Linked DNA regions of Homo sapiens: all the other regions are linked to region 1. A link is a loop called in an ENCODE intact Hi-C map of the cell type or tissue named here. Cell type or tissue: endothelial cell of umbilical vein. All regions are shown on one strand. Each heading gives the region's core, and the rest is flanking DNA. Links, peaks and the distances in the headings are about the cores only.

What was found. Hi-C counts contacts between places; a loop is a spot of excess contacts. Peaks named below come from ENCODE experiments on the same cell type or tissue, not always from the same donor. Only the 100,000 strongest peaks of a DNase experiment are listed, where the experiment ranks them.
Region 2: it touches region 1 in a loop (18-fold over the local background); 55 of 110 quality-filtered maps call a loop at or near these places.
Region 3: a loop joins it to region 1, with 18 times the contacts of the local background. A loop is called at or near these places in 16 of 110 quality-filtered maps.

What each region holds. Positions count from the first base shown.
Region 1 is chr13:41,648,954-41,657,522 of GRCh38, reverse strand. All of the region lies in intron 37 of VWA8 (von Willebrand factor A domain containing 8), which reads left to right. Among named protein-coding and RNA genes, the nearest start is that of MIR5006, 85 kb to the right of the region's middle. In endothelial cell of umbilical vein, for the core only: a CTCF peak has its summit at 4,560; a DNase peak (open chromatin) is centred at 4,582; H3K27ac peaks cover 1,339 bases.
Region 2 is chr13:41,425,406-41,430,405 of GRCh38, reverse strand. No RefSeq gene overlaps it. Among named protein-coding and RNA genes, the nearest start is that of RGCC, 30 kb to the left of the region's middle. In endothelial cell of umbilical vein, for the core only: a CTCF peak has its summit at 2,065; no DNase peak of the experiment used is centred there; H3K4me3 peaks cover 575 bases.
Region 3 is chr13:41,072,260-41,077,259 of GRCh38, reverse strand. It overlaps WBP4 (WW domain binding protein 4), which reads right to left. Exons shown (of 10, transcript NM_007187.5): 7 at 4,403-4,478; 8 at 1,023-1,216. Among named protein-coding and RNA genes, the nearest start is that of WBP4, 13 kb to the right of the region's middle. In endothelial cell of umbilical vein, for the core only: a CTCF peak has its summit at 2,000 (motif pointing left); a DNase peak (open chromatin) is centred at 1,999; H3K27ac peaks cover 551 bases.

The DNA.
Region 1 (8,569 bases), core at 2,002-7,001:
CGACAGAGTGAGACTCCGTTTCAAAAAAAAAAAAAAAAAAGAATAACTTTTCTCTGTACCTTTAAAGAGAGGACTTATTATTTATGTGATTCCAGATTTATTATGGAATCAAAAAGTATGTAAAATGATGTTTATTAGGAACATAGAATATGACAAAAATTCAGCTCACAGTAACTTAAACTACAAAAGGAAATTTATTGGCTCAGAAACCTAGAAGTCTCAGGGCCTGGCGCTCAACACATGGCACAGGACCCAGCCTCTCTCCTCTTGGCTCTGCTTTTCTCGGGGGTGGCTTCATTCTCACACAGTCGTTCTCCATCAGGTGGCAAAGATGGTCCTGGTAGCACTGGGTAATACATATGGTTCTTCCAGCTGGCAACCTCAGCCAAAGGGGCATGTCTCTCCGTGTAATTTCAGCAGAAGTCCTCAGGAGTGCTTAAATAGGCTGGTGAGGTCACATGCCCTGAACCCATCACTGTGGCCAAAGGGATGGCATACTTTGATTGGTCAGACCTGGGCCATGTCTCCACCCCTAGAGTTTGGAATGAGAAGGGACTGAATCAGTCACACCTGAAACATGAAGTTAGGAAATAAGGATGGGAGGGGAGCACCCCAGAAGAAATGCTGGATGAACAACACGCATGACCATGTGATTTTTATTTTTATTTTTATTTTTTAGTGGTTTTGACAGCAAGAGCCAGCTCCTTCCAAGTGATAGCTAATGATCTTTCCTCTAAGTTAGGACTTCTTGGAGTCCGGGACTTCAGATTTACTTGAATTGTCAGATTTATTGTTTTGCACTCAACAAGACAATCATGAAGCATGATCCTTACCTAATATATGGTAATTAGGCCAATGGTGATATAGTATCCATTAATTTTATCTTCCATTTAATTCCTTGGATGAATAGCTCAGAAATATATACTTGGTTTTCTAATTATACAGAGAGCAGAAATAAATACTCTCTAGTCCAGTCTAATTCATATGAGACTTTCCAGTTGCTGGGGTTCTGAATGAAATTCGTCAAGTCTTCCTTGACAGTGTTCTGGTAGCATAACAGTGGGAATCCCCTTACCCCCCAAGAAAAAGAGCTCACTCATATTGGATAATTTTTATTATTTTTTTCTTCGGGATGTTTGTTTTAAGAGGGGAATACAAAGCTGTTGAAGGGCCTACATTTCACGTTGCTGGTGAGGGCTGAATAATCCTTTCCATAAAGAACATCTGTAGAACCCTCGTAGGAAAATCTGAAACTTAAATAGGTTTTGCACAAGCCAAAGAGGAAAGTGCTGCATTTGATTGTAAGTCATCATTCCCTCAACTGCTCTGCCTTCATATTTACATATAAGTCATTACTCAGAAAGAGAAAAATCTGACACAATATCGGAAACAAGTTCATGTGTTCCAGTCTGCTTCGGGTTACTCTCAACAATCTGTAAGGACTATTTCACAGCAGTAAATAGTCGCCATTATTGTAATTATGACTCCCTTAGTCTTAAAATAACAATGTTTCTTCTTTTGTAGCCCATAATTATTTCGAAGTTTAAAAATCAGATGTACATCTCTTTTGTGCCTCTGGTTTGATGGTAGGGAAGGCCTCTGACTGCTTTCAAGATAAAACAGGAACATACTTTAAGATTCTGAATATAGCTCCTTCTCACCTAAGCCCAGCTCAAGAAATATTTAGATAGATAGATAGACTATACAAATGTATTTTCAATACTTATTTATATAATATGGCTTCTCTAAAATTGCAATAGCATTTCCTTTACAGGACAGGTCTTGATTCTTCAACCTCTGAGGAAGATATCACTAATATCTTCTAATCTTTGGCGAGTTTAAAAGGAGCATATGTTCACCAAGGGCACTTGCTGATAAAAATAATAGGAAAAAAAACTCATTCCATCACCAGAGTCTTAAATCCAAACTCTATAATTTCTGTCCCCAGATATAATGTAACCATTTTTTCATAAAATATAATTACATTGTTAAAACCTTTTACTTTCTCTCTCTCTCTCTCTCTCTCTCTCTCTGTCTCTCTGTATGTGTGGATATATATTATATATCTACATTATTTTTCGTGAACCACTTAAATGTGAGTTGTAGACATGATGCCCCATTACCTCTAAATACTGGCTGGGCGTGGTGGCTCACGCCTGTAATTCCAGCACTTTGGGAGGCTGAAGTGGGCGGATCAACTGACGTCAGGAGTTTGAGACCAGCCTGGCCAACATGGCGAAACCCCATCTCTCCTAAAATATAAAAATTAGCTGAGCATGGTAGCACATGCCTGTAATCCCAGCTACTAGAGAGGCTGAGGCAGGAGAATTGCTTGAACCCAGGGGGCGGAGGTTGCAGTGAGCCAAGAGCATGCCGCTGCACTCCATCTTGGGCCACGAGCGAGACTCTGTCTCAAAAAAAAAAAAAAAAAATTTCAGTTTTTCCTCACAAGAGCATTCTCCTAACGTAACCAACAACACAGACCTCAAAATCAGGAAGTTAACATTGATATAGCATTAATGTGTAACCCACAGACCTTATTCAAATTTCAGATGTCTCAATAACATCCTTTATAGAAAAAGGAAGCAATTGCAGATCATGTATTACATTTACTTTACATGTCTCTTTGGTGTCTTTCAATCTGAACAGTTCCTCATCTTTCCTTGACTTTCATGACCTTGACATTTTTGAAGACTTATAGGCCAGTGATTTTGTAGAACATCCCTCAGTCTGGGTTCATCTGATGTTTTCTGTTTTTAGATCCAGCTTACGCATCATTGGCAGGAACATCACAATAATGCTGTGTTCTCAATGTGTCCTGTTAGATCAGGAGTCCCCAGTGCCCCAGGCCCACACAGCAAGAAGTGAGGAGCTGGCAGGTGATCATCATCACCAGAGTGCTGTCTCCTGTCAGACCAGCAGCTCGCCAGCAGCAGTAGATTCTCACAGGAGCGTGAACCCTCTTGTGTGAACTGTGCATGCGAGGAATGTAAATTGTGTCCTCCTTATGAGAATCTAATGCCTGATGATCTGACGTGGAACAGTTTTATCCTGAAACCATTCCCTCTACCCTGTCCCTGGAAAAATTGTTCCACGAAACCAGGTCCTGGGGCCAAAAATGTTGGGGACTGCTCTACTAGGTGACACATGATGTCAATTTGTCCCATTGCTGGTGATGTTAACTTTGAACATTTGGTTAGGGTGATGTCTCCACTGTGACATTACTATTTTTTCCTTTATAATGTGTTTTGTGGGCATATATTTGAAGATGATGTGAATCTTGTTTCATCAAACTTTCATCCATTAATTTTATCATCTGTTCATGATTCTTGCTTGAATCAGTTATTATCACTATAGTTGCAAAGTGGTGATTTTTCTGATTCCAGTATTCCTTTGACATTTATTAGTTGGCATTCTAAGGTAACAGAGTGTGTTCTCTTCTCCCTTTGTGTGTGTGTTTGTTTTTATGAGTCAATTTTTGTTTTTGTTGCAATTGCTTTTGGGGACCTAGTCATAAATTCTTTGCCAAGGCTGATGTCCAGAATGGTATTTCCTAGTTTTCTTCTAGGTTGTTATAGTTTTAGGTCTTAGATTTAAGTCTTTAATCCATTTTGAGTTTATTTCTGTATGTAGTAAAAGGAAGAGGTCCAGTTTCAATCTTCTGCATACGGCCAGCTACTTATCCCAGCACCACTTATTGAGTAGAGTTCTTTCCCCATTGCTTGTTTTTGTTGACTTTGTCGAGAATCATATGGCTATAGGTGGGCAACTTTGTTTCTGGGTTCTCTATTCTGTTCCATTGGTCTATGTGTCTGTTTTTGTACCAGTATGGTGCTGTTTTGGTTACTGTAGCCTTGTAGTATAGTTTGAAGTTGGATAATTTGATGCCTCCAGCTTTGTTCTTTTTACTTAGGATTGCTTTGGCTATTCAGGCTCTTTTTTTGGTTCCATATGAATTGTAAAATAGTTTTTTCTAATTCTATGAAGAATGCCAATGGTAGTTTGATAGGAATAGTATTGAATCTATAAATTGCTTTGGGCAGTGTGGCCATTTTAACAATACTGATTCTTCCTATCCATGAGCATAGAATGTTTTTCTATTTGTCTGCGTTATCTCTGATTTCTTTCAGCAGTATTTTGTAGTTCTGTAATTTGTAGAAATCTTTTATCTCGCTGATTAGCTGTATTCTTAGGTATTTTATTCTGTTTGTGGCTATTGTGAATGGGATTGTGTTCTTGATTTGGCCTTCAGCTTGGACGTTACTGGTATATAGAAATACTACTGATTTTTTTACATTAATTTATAACAGGCAGTTTTATTGTGAACAAGCCCTAAGGAAAACATCCATTATAATCTATCAATCTCATTAAAGATTTGGTCAGAGATAGACAAGTAATCTTTGCTCTGTGCAATGGCTAGGACCTAAAATAATGTAATTATAGTGAATTTGTATTATGTTATTTGACATCTATCTATCTTGTTACATTTAACCATTAACTTTAAATAGCTCCAGATTTTTCTTGTTTGTTTGACTGGAATTATTATTTCCACTGACCACAGGAGGGTGTCGGTGAGCTTAGAACAGGAGTATTTCAAATAAATACTGGAACTTCAACAACTAATGACAAATTCTTGTCATTTCACTATATTTGGAAGTTGTAATATAAAAGCATCGTCACTAGGCTAGCCAGAAATCTTGAGTCAATGTCCTTTCTATCAGAAGATCTTTTGGCTATCAAATGAAAGGCTTTTATGAAAGAATTCAGAAATTTTAGTGAGGTATTGTAGCACAGAGAAATTTCCTCTGACTAAAAATTAAGAAACCCAAATCCTCTTTCTGGTTCCATCACTAGTTGGTTTTAAGTAGTCATTTCACCTCTCTGGGCCTTAATTTCTTTTTTTTTATAAAATAAGGTAGATTGTAAGCTCATCCTTCAGGTCCTTCCACAAAAGGCAACAATGAATACAGGGTCTAAAACTAAAAGATACACATCAAAGAACTTCTCCATTGTAGTGATTCTTCTTTTAATTAACTGCTGAGTATGTGCTAGCTGCTTCTGATACATTCTCTCACATGATCATTACAACCACCATTTCAGGTGTATATATTATTGCTCCCATTCTGAGGTTGGGAGTAAGTAATTTGTCCAGGCTCACTCTGCTAACAAAGAACAAAGCTGAGATTTCAGCCTAGGTTTATCTAACTCAGAAGCCCGTGTTTGTATGCCTCTTCCCCATGTGGCTTCCCTAGGACCAAAAGATTAGTTTTAATGGAAGTTGTGCCCTTAGAGAAGAAAACAGATGTCTCTGCTTAGTAGAATTTAGACTAAATGCTTATAGGTGCCAGACAGGCAATGTGGATGGGGACACAGGCCAGGAGGGTCTCAGGTGAACAGGAAGTTGTGCCCCATATAGGAAGGCAGTCACTACCTAGCTGTTGCCATGTGAGAATCTGGCCCCAATTTGGCCTTATCCTCCCATTTTCAAGAGAAGACCAAAATCTAGATTTTTAAGTGAAATCTCATTAATTTGAAATTTTAGCAGCAAATTCAGAATGTTTCACACTGGGAGTAATGACAGTACACACATTTGTGGGATGGCAGGACCTGCTGATATCTCTTTTCTCACACCAGGGTGGAGCAGGATTGAGAAATGAAGCCCCATTCTCTTCCAGGCTTTCCTGTGTTGCTAAATTTGCTTACAAGCTCTAGAAGAGTCCCTTAGGTTCCCTAAGCAATTAAAACAGGGACTGGCAAATTGCACCACCTTTTTCTGTAGGCCCACAAACTAAGATTTTTTTGGAAAAAAAACTTTAACAGTTGGAAAAAATCAGTTGATAAAAATAATTATATTTCATGGCATATGAAAATTTTATGAAATTCAAATTTTGGTGTCCATAAAGTTTTATTGAAACACAGCTACACTCATTCATTTATGTATTGTCTGTGTCTGCTTTTGCACTACAAAGGCACAGTTGAGTAGTTGCAACAAAGACCATATGGCCTGTAAAGCCTAAAATATTTACTACGTGGCTTTTTATAGAAAAGTTTGCCAACTCCTGGTTTGGAATACAAAAGCCAAAAAGATGGGCAGTCTACCTCTGCTTTCTACACTATTATATTCTCACTCTAAGATAATTTTTTTAAATGGAATCTCCTGAAATCAGAGGGAAGGAAAGGGGGAAAATAAAGGAGATACTGTCCAAAGCAATTTACAGATACAATGCTATTCCTGTCAAACTACCAATGTCATTTTTCACAAAATTAGGAAAAGCTATTTTACAATTTGTATGGAACCAAAAGAGAGCCTCAATAGTCAAAGCAATCCTCAATCCTTTCCCCATTGCTTTTTTTTTTGTTGGCTTTGTCAAAGATCAGATGGCTGTAGGTGTGTGGCTTTGTTTCTGGCTTCTCTCACATGTTCCATTGGTCTATGTATCTGTTTTTGTACCAGTACCATGTTGTTTTGGTTTCTGTTTATATTTATTACGCATTTTATGAGTGACAAAGCAAAATCCTCTGGTTGTAAGAATGAGAAGAATGAAGCTAAAGCAGTGTCCACACACCCCTTAAATATGCCTTATCAGACCCCACACCTTCACTCACATTGGCCCCTGCCTGGAATGCCCATACACACTCCTGTGTCTCTTCCTTTAAGGCTGCATGCCAATGTCTCCCTAAGCCCTCCTTGGATGCAGCCTGTCTACCCTCAGCAAAACACATCCCTCCCTCCTCGGCATCCCTATGCCTTGATCATGCTGTGATCTCTGACTTTGACATGTGTCAGAAGGGCAAGTTCCCCCAGAGCAGAGTGTATGTCCCACTTAGGCTGGCACCCCCAGCACCCACCTAGGAGCCTGACACCTGGTCAGATTTCAATAAATTCTTGATGAATCAGTAAATCAGTAAATGGATGTACAATTAATTTGGCTATTTAAAGCTTTTACGAGGTCCCTCAGAGGGATGATAAAACTGGAGAATCCTTTGGAGTTTTCCAGGCTGAGCCTTTTGTATCTGTAAATGAGCTCACTCTTCACTAGTGACTATTGCCTAGGTTGGCAAAGAATCAAATAGGGATCAATCCCACCCTGGTTCATGTTTCTACGCTTGTTAGTTTGTGGCTATGGAATAAACACCTCTGAGCCAGGTAGCCAAAACCAAGTTTGATTCCAAGTTCTATCCAGTGATCTTAGGCTATCATTTAACCTCTCTGAAGCTCCATTTCCCCATCTGTAAAATAGAACTGACTATAGCAGCTACCTCACAGGATTGTTGTAAAACCCAAATGAGATAACATGTTCAAGCATTTTGTGAACTGTAAAGTAGTATATAAGTATACAATATTATTATTTATGATAATAAATCTGTACAATAATAGAAAGATTATAGATTTCTCCTATTATCTATTATAGATTAAAGATTATATGGTGAACTAATTTTAAAATTTATAAAGAGCTACCGAATTAACTTTAAAATTTAGAAAACTTGTTGAGTATGTATAATGACCCTTTGAAGGGGAGGGGCTAATACTAGGTTCATAACTTAACGTAAATTACAATGAACAATCCAAGGAATTAGATTATTTCCCGTCCCAGCCAGCTTTGTAAAGGCACAACACGTGTTGCAGTGATCACTTAAATTTGTACCTAACTTGTGCAAGCTACCCCTGGTGGTGGAATGCTGCCCTTCTCAGAGTGAGGCTGAATGTGGGCCTAAAGTATCCAGCATATTTTCTTCCAACTCTGAAATTCTGTGGCTTAGGTCTTGTTACTAGAAGTGAATTCTGTTTCACCATTACCAGATATTATAAAGTTAGAGGTGCATTTCAGTAGAAAAAAATAACATTCTCCCCTCACCCCCCAGCAATAAACCTTTGGAAATGAAAAAACAATCAACTTGTGATGAATACTAACAGTACTAAACAAAAATGATCAATACTCAAAATACTAATGGAAAAATCTACTCTAATCAAAATGATTCACAAAGAAACACGAAGTAAAACTACCTCACCAGAAATACAGATAATATTATTATCTGCCTGACTATAATTCATATATTATTCATCTAATACAGCAAATAAACCTATTTATTCCTTTGCATTTTACTATAGGACATATTCTTGTCATTAAATAATTACTAGTGTTCATTTTACAATTATTAAAACTAGGAGGTTTGTAAAGAGTAAAACTTTAAAGTAGGAAAAGTTAAATATTTATTTTAGCTAACTGATATCTCATAATTCCTTTTGGTTTAAAATATTAATATTCCTTTTTTGTAATCATAATGAAATCTGTTTAAAGAAATCTACTGCCCTATGTTTTTGTTGTTGTTATTGTTGTTGAGACAGAGTGTCCCCCATCACCCAGGCTGGACTGCAGTGGCGCAATCTCAGCTCACTGCAACTCCGCCTCCCGGGTTCAAGTGATTCTCGTGCCTCAGCCTCCCAAGTAGCTGGGATTACAGGCACCCCCCCACCACGCCCAGCTACTTTTTGGATTTTTAGTAGAGACGAGGTTTCACCATGTTGGCCAAGCTGGTATCGAACTCCTGGCCTCATGTGATCCACCCG
Region 2 (5,000 bases), core at 1-5,000, 230 kb after region 1:
GTAACATCCCCCGAGGATATAACGAATACTATCAGAGGGTCTACATGCATTGTGGCCTTAGTACTAACATCTCTTTAGGATATTACGAATAATATCACAGGGTGTACAGGCATTGTGACATTAGTAGTAACATCCCGCTGGGATATGACGAGTCATATCACAGGGTGTACACCCCCGTGACAATAGTAGCAACATTCCCCTAGAATATTAGGAATCATATCACAGGAGGTACAGCCCCTGTGATTTATGAGTAACATGTCTATAGAATATTACAAGTCATATCACTGTGTGACTCTGTGTACACCCCGTGTGACTTTAGGAGTAACATCCCACAAAACTATGATGAAAAATATCACAGGGTGAACACCCCCTGTGACCTGAGGAATAACGTAGTTTCAGGATATTGTGAATGATGTGACAAGGTGTACACACCCTGTGACGTTAGGAGCAATATCCGTCGGGGATGTTAGGAAGAATATCACACGGAACACACCCCCTGTGACATTAGGATATGACAAATAATATCACAAGGTGTACATGCATCGTGACATTAGTGCTAATATTCCTCTGGTACACTATGAATAATATCACAGGGTGTACATCCCTGTGACATTAGGAGTAACATCCCCCTAGAATAGTAAGAATAATAACACGGGGTGTACACCCCCTGTGACATGAGGAGTATCATCTCGCTAGAATATTACAAATAATGTCACAGGGTGTTATCGTCTCTGCCAATAGGAGTAGAGACCCCTGGGAAATTGTGAATACTATCACAGGGTGCACAGCCCTGTGACATTAGGAGTAACATCTTTCTAGAATATCACAAATAATATCACAATGTGTACACCCCCTGTGTCATTAAAAGTAAAATTGCCCTAGGATATTAGGAAATAGAACACAGGGAGTACACCCCGTGTGACATTAGAAGTAACATCCCCCCAGGATATAGCGAATAACATCAGAGAATGTACCTGCGTTGGGACATGAGTAGTAACATCTCTTCAGGAAAATACGAATAATATCAAAGGGTGTACACGCTTTGTGAAATGAGCAGTAAACTCCTGCTACAATATTAGGAATTTTATGACAGGGTCTACACGCCCTGTGACATTAGCAGTAACGTTTTCCTAGAAGATTACAAAGAATATTAAAGGGTGTACATGACCTGTGAATTACGAGCAACATTTCCATAGCATGTTGCACGTAACATCACTGTGTGTACACGCCGTGTGACATTAGGGGTAACACCCCACAAAATTATAACGAATAATTTCACAAGGTGTGCACCCTCTGTGACATTAAAAGTAACATTTCCCTGGAATATGACGACAATATCACAAAGTGTACACCCTCTGTGTTATGAGGAGTGACATCTTATGAGCATAATACGAATAATTTGACAAGGTGTACAAACCCTGTGACATAAGGGGTGACATCCCTCTAGGACATTATGAATACTATGAAAAGGAACATACCCCGTGTCACAATAAAAGCAACCTCCACTTAGGAGAATAAGAATAACACCACAAGGTGTACACACAATGTGACATTATTATTAAGGTGAAGCTAGGATATTGGGAATAACTTCACAGGGTACAGAGTCCTGTGACGTCAGGTTTAACATTCCCCTACAAAATTACGAACAATATTGAAGGGTGTGTACCCCAGCGACTGTAGCAGCCGCATCTTGCTACAAGATGGAAGATAATGTCCCAGGGTGTGAACCGAGGATGGCAGTACAGAAAGAATCCTAGGACAAATCGGGGAGTAATATCACCCCCCTCTCACCCCCTGGATATTACGATCTACATCGCAGGGGGTCGGGAGCTCCCCTCGATGCGGGCAGGAATATCACCCCCCTCTTCCCCCTGGAAACGAGGATCCACACGGTATGGGGGCGGGAGCCTCCACGATTCGGGGAGTAATATCACCCCCCACTAACCCCATCGATATGACGATCCACATGGGAGGGGGGCTGGCGCTCCCCCGTATTCGGGGAGTAATATCACCCCCACACCCCCCGGACACGACGATCCACATCGCAGGGCGGAGGGCGACCCCACCAGGCGGGTAGTAATAGCACACTATCTCCCACCCTAGATACGACGGTCCTCATTGCAAGGGGGCGGGTGCCCCCCGCGACGCGGGGAGTAATACCACACCCGTCTCTCACCCTGGATATGACGATCCAAATTGGAGGGGAAGGGGCGCCCCCCGCGACGCGGGGAGTCATATCACCCCCCTCTCGAACACTGGATATAGCGATCCACATCGCACCGGGGGGCGAGGCGCCCCCCGCGATGCGGGGAGTAAGAGCCAGCCCCTCTTGCCCCCCTGGCTCTTTTAGGACCCCCATCGCAGGGGGGCGAGGCGCCCCCCGCGATGCGGGGAGTAAGAGCCAGCCCCTCTTGCCCCCCTGGCTCTTAGGATCCGCGGTGGACTCACAGCCTCTTTACCAGATTATGAGTAATATCATCTCCCCCTCTGGAGATTGTGAACTGTTTCCCAGACGGGTGGACACCCTCGGTGTACCGAGGGTGTCCACCCGTGTGTATTGGGGGTAATATCATCCTCTTCCTCCGTGGATATTAAGAACAGTATCACACAGGGGTTTCTACTCCCTGGGATATCGCGTGTCAGAACCTCCTCTCCCACGTGGCAGTTAGAAACAATATCAGTGAGGGCGTGTCCACCTTCTGTGATATTGAAAGTAATATCATCTTCTTCCCTCCAGGATCATGGGAACAATATCCCTGGGGTGTGTCCACTTTCTGCCATATATGTAGTCCTATCACCCCCTCCGCCTTGGAATATTATTAAGGACCATCTCACACGGTGGTGTACACTTCCTGCGATATTGGCAGTAATATCAACCTCTCGGCCTCTGAATATTAGGAAGAATATCACAGGGTGGGTGTGCACCTCCTGCTCTATTATGGAGAGTCATATCTATCTATTATGGGGAGTAATATCATCCTCTCCCTTTCAGGATATTAATAACAATTTCAAAGGCTGGGTGAACACAGCCTGCGATGCTGGAATTATTATCATCCTCTCCCCTCGGGATACCAGGGGCAATATCACAGAAGAGGTGTGCACTCCCTGCGATATTGGGAGTAATATCATACGCTTCTTCCGTGAATATTAGGAGCGATATCACCGAGTGGCTGTACCTTGATTGCTATGTTGGCAGTCATGTCATACTCTACCCACTTGGTATTAGGATCGGTGTCACAGGGTGAGTGTACACCTACTGCGATATGAAAACTAATATCATGCTCTCCATCCCTGGATATTAGGAACACTATCACAGGTAGGTGTACACCCCCTGCTGTATTAGCAGTAATAATACTATGAATTATTAAACATCAGTCTTCTTAATAATTATCAATAGTAATATTAATTAATAGTATAACGTTATTAATCGTTAATGATTATTTTCAAGACATGATTATGCATGATTAAAATTAATTATTAATATTAATGTCACTCTTAATATTAGTTATTAATCTTAATATTAATTATTGTTTTATTACCAACATCACTTATGATTGATTGAAGTAACATTAATTACTGATATCATTATTTTATTATTAATAGTGATATTGCTATTAATTATTAATAGTAACCGTTAATATTTTTCATCCCTACTAAGTTTTACTGTCTCTACTGTAATTATCGATGATTACTATTAATTGTTATTATATTTATTAATATTAATAATTAATATAACTTTTCCCGATATCCCTGGGGGAGAGGTTATTACTCCCAATATCGCAGAAAGTGTACACCCCTCTATGATGTTACTCCTAATAGCCAGGGGGTAGAGGATGACATTATTGAAAATAGGGCAGTGGGTATACATCCCTTCGGTCATCTTGTTCCTAATACCCTGGGTGGGAGCCGATGATATGACTCCCAATATCGCAGGGGGCGGAGACCTCCCCCGTGATACTGTCCCTAACATCCAAAGGTGGAGAGGATGATATAACACACCTCCTGCGATACGGGGAGTAAGAGCCAGCCCTTCTCCCCTCCTGGCTCTTAGGAGCCCCATCGCAGGCGGGTGAGGCCCCCTACCGCGGTACGGGGAGTAAGAGCCAGCCCCTACCCTCCCCTGGCTCTTAGGACCCCCATCGCAAGGGGGTGAGGTCCCCGCGATGCGGGGAGCCATATCACCCCCCTCTCCCCCCCTGGATATGAGGATTCACATCGCAGGGGGGCGGGCGCCACCGGCGTTGCGGGGAGTCATATCACCCCCCCTCCCCCCCTGGATACGACGATCCACGATGGTCACACAGCGTGTTCACGTTATTGCCAGTAATATCTTCTCTGCCTCTGGAAATTACCAACTATGTCACAGACGGGCACACATCCTCTGCACTCTTTGGAGTAATAGCATCCTCTTTCCCCTTGATATTAAGAACAATATCACAGGAGTGTTTTTACCCCTGGGGGCATTCCGTGTAGTATCATCCTCTCCCACGTTGAAATTAGGAACAATATCACTGGGGGCGTGTCCACCCCTTGCGATATTGAAAGTAACATCATCCTCTTCTCTCCAGGATTATGGGAACCATATCACTGGGGTGGTGTACACTTTCTGCGGTATTGGGAGTAAGATCATCCTCTCCGCCTTGGAATATTAAGGACCATATCACAGTGGGGCTGTACACACCCTGTGCTATTAAGAAGAATATTATCCTCCCTTGCCCTGCACATTGGAAAAAATATCACAGAGTGGGTGTACACGTCCTGCGATGGGGGGATGATATCATCTTCTCTTCTTCGGGATAATAGCAACAATAGTACACGGGTTTGTACACTTTCTGTGATATTGGGAGTAATATCAACCTCTCCGCCTTTGAATATTAAGAACAATATCACAGACTGGATGTACACCCCCTGCCATATTGGGAGTATTATCAGCCTCTCCTCTCCGTGGATATTAGGAATAATATCCCAGGATGGGTGTACACCTCCTGCTGTGTGGGGAG
Region 3 (5,000 bases), core at 1-5,000, 580 kb after region 1:
CTGAATTTTAACAAATGCTTTTTATCTATTGAGCTGATTATATGGTTGTTTTTAATTGTTTATGTGGTGAATCACATTTATTGATTTGCATACTTTGAACCATCCTTTCATCCCTGGAATAAAGCATCCCTTTATCATGGTGTATTAATCTTTCTGATGTACTGCTGGATTCAGTTTGCCAGTATTTTGTTGAAGGTTTTTGCATCTATGTTCAGCAGGGTTATTGGCCTGTATTTTTTTGTTGTTGTTGTTGGAACACATTCATTTTGACGAAAATAAATTAATCATTTCTATCCTAAGTTGGATACTGGATTACCTAAATCTGGCTGGCTATAATCATTGTGAGATGGCAATTACAACGAAGGCTTTGCTGCTGCTCCTCTGTAAACTGCACATAACCCTTACTCTAAGTTCCATCAAGATTTGTGAAGTTGGTAGAGAAACTGCAGGCAATGACAAGATCCTAGGTGTAACTAGGTATTTAGGAACTCTGATTTTCCTACATTTCTCAGGCCAACAATCGCAACCATTGCTCAATGCTAATAATGTGTCTCCTCTGCTTTGACTCATGGGCTCCTGAGTGTTCCCGGTTTTATTTATCCAGTTGCCAAAATATGTCTTAATTTCTATGTTCTATCAGAAGACTTAAGGTCTGTAGAGCTTTTCAAAAATTGATGTCAGCTGGGCGTGGTGACGCACGCCTGTAATCCCAGCACTTTGGGACGCCGAGGCAAGTAGATCACGAGGTCAGGAGATCAAGACCATCCTGGTTATTAACATGGTAAAACCCTGTCTCTACTAACAATAAAAAAAATTAGCCGGGTTTGGTGGCACACACCTGTAGTCCCAGCTACTCGGGAGGCTGAGGCAGGAGAATTGCTTGAACCCGGAAGGTGGAGGTTACAGTGAGCCAAGACAGTGCCACTGTACTCCAGCCTGGGGACAGAACAAGACTCCATCTCAAAAAAAAAAAAAAAAAAAAAAAAAAAATTTGATGTGAAGAGTAAAATTTAAAAACCTACCTTAAACTTTATTTTTGGCTTTTCTGTCTCTGTAGAGACCCCTCCTTCTTCTGCTTCCTGTTCCCCATCAGAATCACTATGCGAATCTGATGATTTGGATTCATCTAGGGTGCCAAGTGAATTTTCATTGACCTTACTAGAAGGCAGATCACTAGTGTGTGGAATGAAATCATCAGGTTTCTCCCATCTGGATTCTGCTCAACACATTTTAAAGTCATGTTATTTAGTTATTAATTCTATTCAGATGTAATTTCAACATAACATTTATCACTTACAATTATTAAATGACAATACTGTATGTATTTCATACTATCTCTTGATCAAGAAGATAACAGAGTTCTCAAACCTCTTGCTCTTGTATCTTTCAGAAATTGATTTCAAACAGCCCGGATTTACTAGATGTGTAAACTATAACTCCAATGGAATGAGAGACCTAAGAACTGGGTGATATTTCTAACGGTTCACAATTTATCTGACACCAATTTCAGGAAACGTATTGATAATGAGCAAACAAGAGATTTCCTGAAACTTGCTTATCACAGAGATTTCCTTTCCTGGCCCCAGTGTGCTGGCTTATGCTTGTAATTCCAACACTTTGAAAAGGCGAGGTAGGAGGATTGCTTGAACTCAGGAGTGTGAGACCAGCCCGGGCAACATAGCGAGAACCTGTCTCTACAAACAATTAAAAAGTTAGCAGGCATCATGCCATATTCCTGCAGTACCCACTACTCAGGAGGCTGAGGCGGGAAGACTGCTTGAGCCCAGGAAATAGAGGCTGCAGTGAATCATGATTGTGCCACTGCACTCCAGTCTGGGGGACAGAGCAAGACCTTGTCTCAATTTAAAAAAAGAAAAAATTCCTAAGATTTTCATGGAGTGAAATTACATTGTGAAGCACTAAGTGAATATTAAATTCTCATTTTTATTATGGTGGTTTGGTGGGTGGGGGGGCAGCAATGGGAATCTCAATTGACTGAACTCTACTGCCATCCAGTGGTTCATTGGGCTTTTAGTAAAACAATAATATTTCTAATTACCTTGTAATTAATTCCCTACTTTCAACTGGGAGAGTTTTAAGAGTGAAAGGGGCTGCCGTTAGTAATTATTCTGGTCCAGGAATAAACCAAAATCATTCAAGGCAAACCAATATATACAGCACCTTAATTAATACAGAGTTCTTGGCAGGATTAATGAAAAAACATTACTTTTCCTAATCCACATTTCACACAAGTTAACAATAGAACTTTCAAGAATTTATTTATTTTATTTTTATTTATTTATTTGGCGTGATCTCAGCTCACTGTAACCTCCACCTCCCCGGTTCAAGCGATTCTCCTGCTTCAGCCTCCCGAGTAACTGGGACCACAGGCAAGCGCCACCACGCCCAGCTAGGTTTTGTATTTTTAGTAGAGACAGGATTTCACCACGTTGCCCAGGCTGGTCACGAGCTCCTGACCTCAAGTGATCCGCCTGCCTCAACTTCCCAAAGTTCTAGGACTACAGGTGTGAACCACCACGCCAGTTCAGGGAGTAATTTATTTAGCACCTACTATGTGCCAAGCACTGTTATTGGAACTTTATGACATATGACATTCATGACCTTACAGAGCATGCATGTTTATTCTATTTCACTGAAGAGTGACTATAGGCTCAGTAACACCCACAGTCACATTGCTGGTAAGGAAAGAAGCTGTGCATTGAACTCAGATCTGTCTAACTCTAAAGCTATATTATATCACTATACTATTTTATATGTATAAAAATCCCAACCTTCAATTGTACTGGAATATAAACATTGCTATAACTGGGCAGGCTAAATATCTACTTGGAGGTTAAAAGGGCCTTTTCTTCCTAAAAGATTTAATGCTATGCAATGAGCTAATGATAACAGGAATTAAAAAAACAAAAACAAGCCTCTCCTAAAGTTACATTAATGTTATAGCTGTTCTGATAAATTCAACTGTTTATGATGTTAAATTAGATGAAACATTAATTTGAAAGTTTTAGGGCCGGGCGCGGTGGCTCACGCCTGTAATCCCAGCACTTTGGGAGGCCGAGGCGGGCGGATCACGAGGTCAGGAGATCGAGACCATCCTGACTAACATGGTGAAACCCCGTCTCTACTAAAAATACAAAAAATTAGCCTGGCGAAGTGGCTGGTGCCTGTAGTCCCAGCTACTTGGGAGGCTGAGGCAGGAGAATGGCATGAACCCCAGGGGGCAGAGCCTGCAGTGAGCCGAGATTGTGCCACTGCACTCCAGCCTGGACGATAGCAAGACTCCGTCTCAAAAAAAAAAAAAAAGTTTTAGATAACAATTAGTATTTATGCATGCTTCGTAAGTATTTATGCAACTGAAACATTGTTAAATTTTCACTTTTACTAATTTGTTAGACACTACTAAATAGCTTCAGTTTTATTTTTTATTTTATTTTGAGACAGTCTTGCTCTGTCGCCCAGACTGGAGTGCAGTGGTGCGATCTTGGCTCACTGCAACCTCTACCTCCTGGGTTCAAGTGATTCTCTGCCTCAGCCTCCTGAGTAGCTGGGACTACAGGTGCCCACCACCACGCCCGGGTAATTTTTTAGTAGAGAAGGGGTTTCACCATGTTGGTCAGGCTGGTCTCGAACTCCTGACCTCAGATGATCTGCCCGCCTTGGCCTTCCAAACTGCTGAGATTACAGGCGTGAGCCACCGCGCCTAGCCTACTTTTTTTTTTTTTTTTGAGACAGAGTTTTGCTCTTGTTGCCCAGGCTGGAGTGCAATGGCACGATCTCGGGTCACTGCAACCTCCGCCTCCCAGGTACAAGATTCTCCTGTCTCAGCCTCCCAAGTAGCTTGGATTACAGGCATGTGCCACCACACCCGGCTAATTTGTTTGTATTTAACAGAGACAGGGTTTCACCATGTTGGTCAGGTTGGTCGCTTAACTCCTGACCTCAGGTGATCCACCTGTCTTGGCCTCCCAAACTGCTGGGATTACAGGCATGTGCCACTGTGCCCGGCCACAGTTTTATTTTTAAAAAGGAAAAGGCAAGTTGAGCCAGATGATCTCTAAGCTACCTTCCAAGGTAATGACTATATTTCTAAAATAATTATAAAAATAGTAATGTCAGAGAAAGCTAAAATGATTCTATTTTTAAGTTTGTGAATGCAATATCAACTGAGAATAACATTGGTGAACAGCACAACATAATACGAATATAAATCTTTTTGCTTTTCCACTGTATTGTTTTTAAATTACAAAAAATAATTCATGTTTACTACACAAATATGTTTATTGTATACTAAAATTTCCAAGTTCAGATGATTAATCAGCAGGCCAATAAGCAGTTCCAGGTACAATTTTAAACAGTTAAGATAATCAAAGGTAATACTTACCTCCTGTTTCTGTATTATAGTAATAGGTAAAACCATCTTCACTTAAACCTTCTACCCAAACGGTCTTCACTGCTGTCTAATAGGAGGAAAAAAACCCAGCATAAACTAAGGATAACCATGATTTTCTATTGAATAACTCAGACAGTCAGCCACCCTTGCCTCTCCTCCTGACACCTGGTGATATCATCTCGATCTGCATCCCCACCCAAATCTCATGTAGACTTGTAATCCTCCAAGTTGGAGATGGGGCCTTGTGGGAGGTGACTGCATCACAGGGGTGGTTTCTCATGGTTTCAACACCATCCACCTTTGGTGCTGTTGTTGAAATAGTGAGCAAGCTACCCTGAGATCTGGTCATTGAAAAGTGTGTGGCACCTCCCTTTGCTCCTGGTCTGGCCATGTAAGATGTGACTGTTTTCCCTTGGCCTTCTGCTATGATTGTAAGTTTCCTGAAGCCTCTCCAGAAGCTCATGCCACCATGCTTCCTGTACAGCCTGCATAACTGTGAGTCAATTAAACCTCTTTTCTTGATAAATTACCTAGTTTCAGAAGTATTTCTTTATAGCAATGCAAGAACTGACTAATACACCTGGGTATT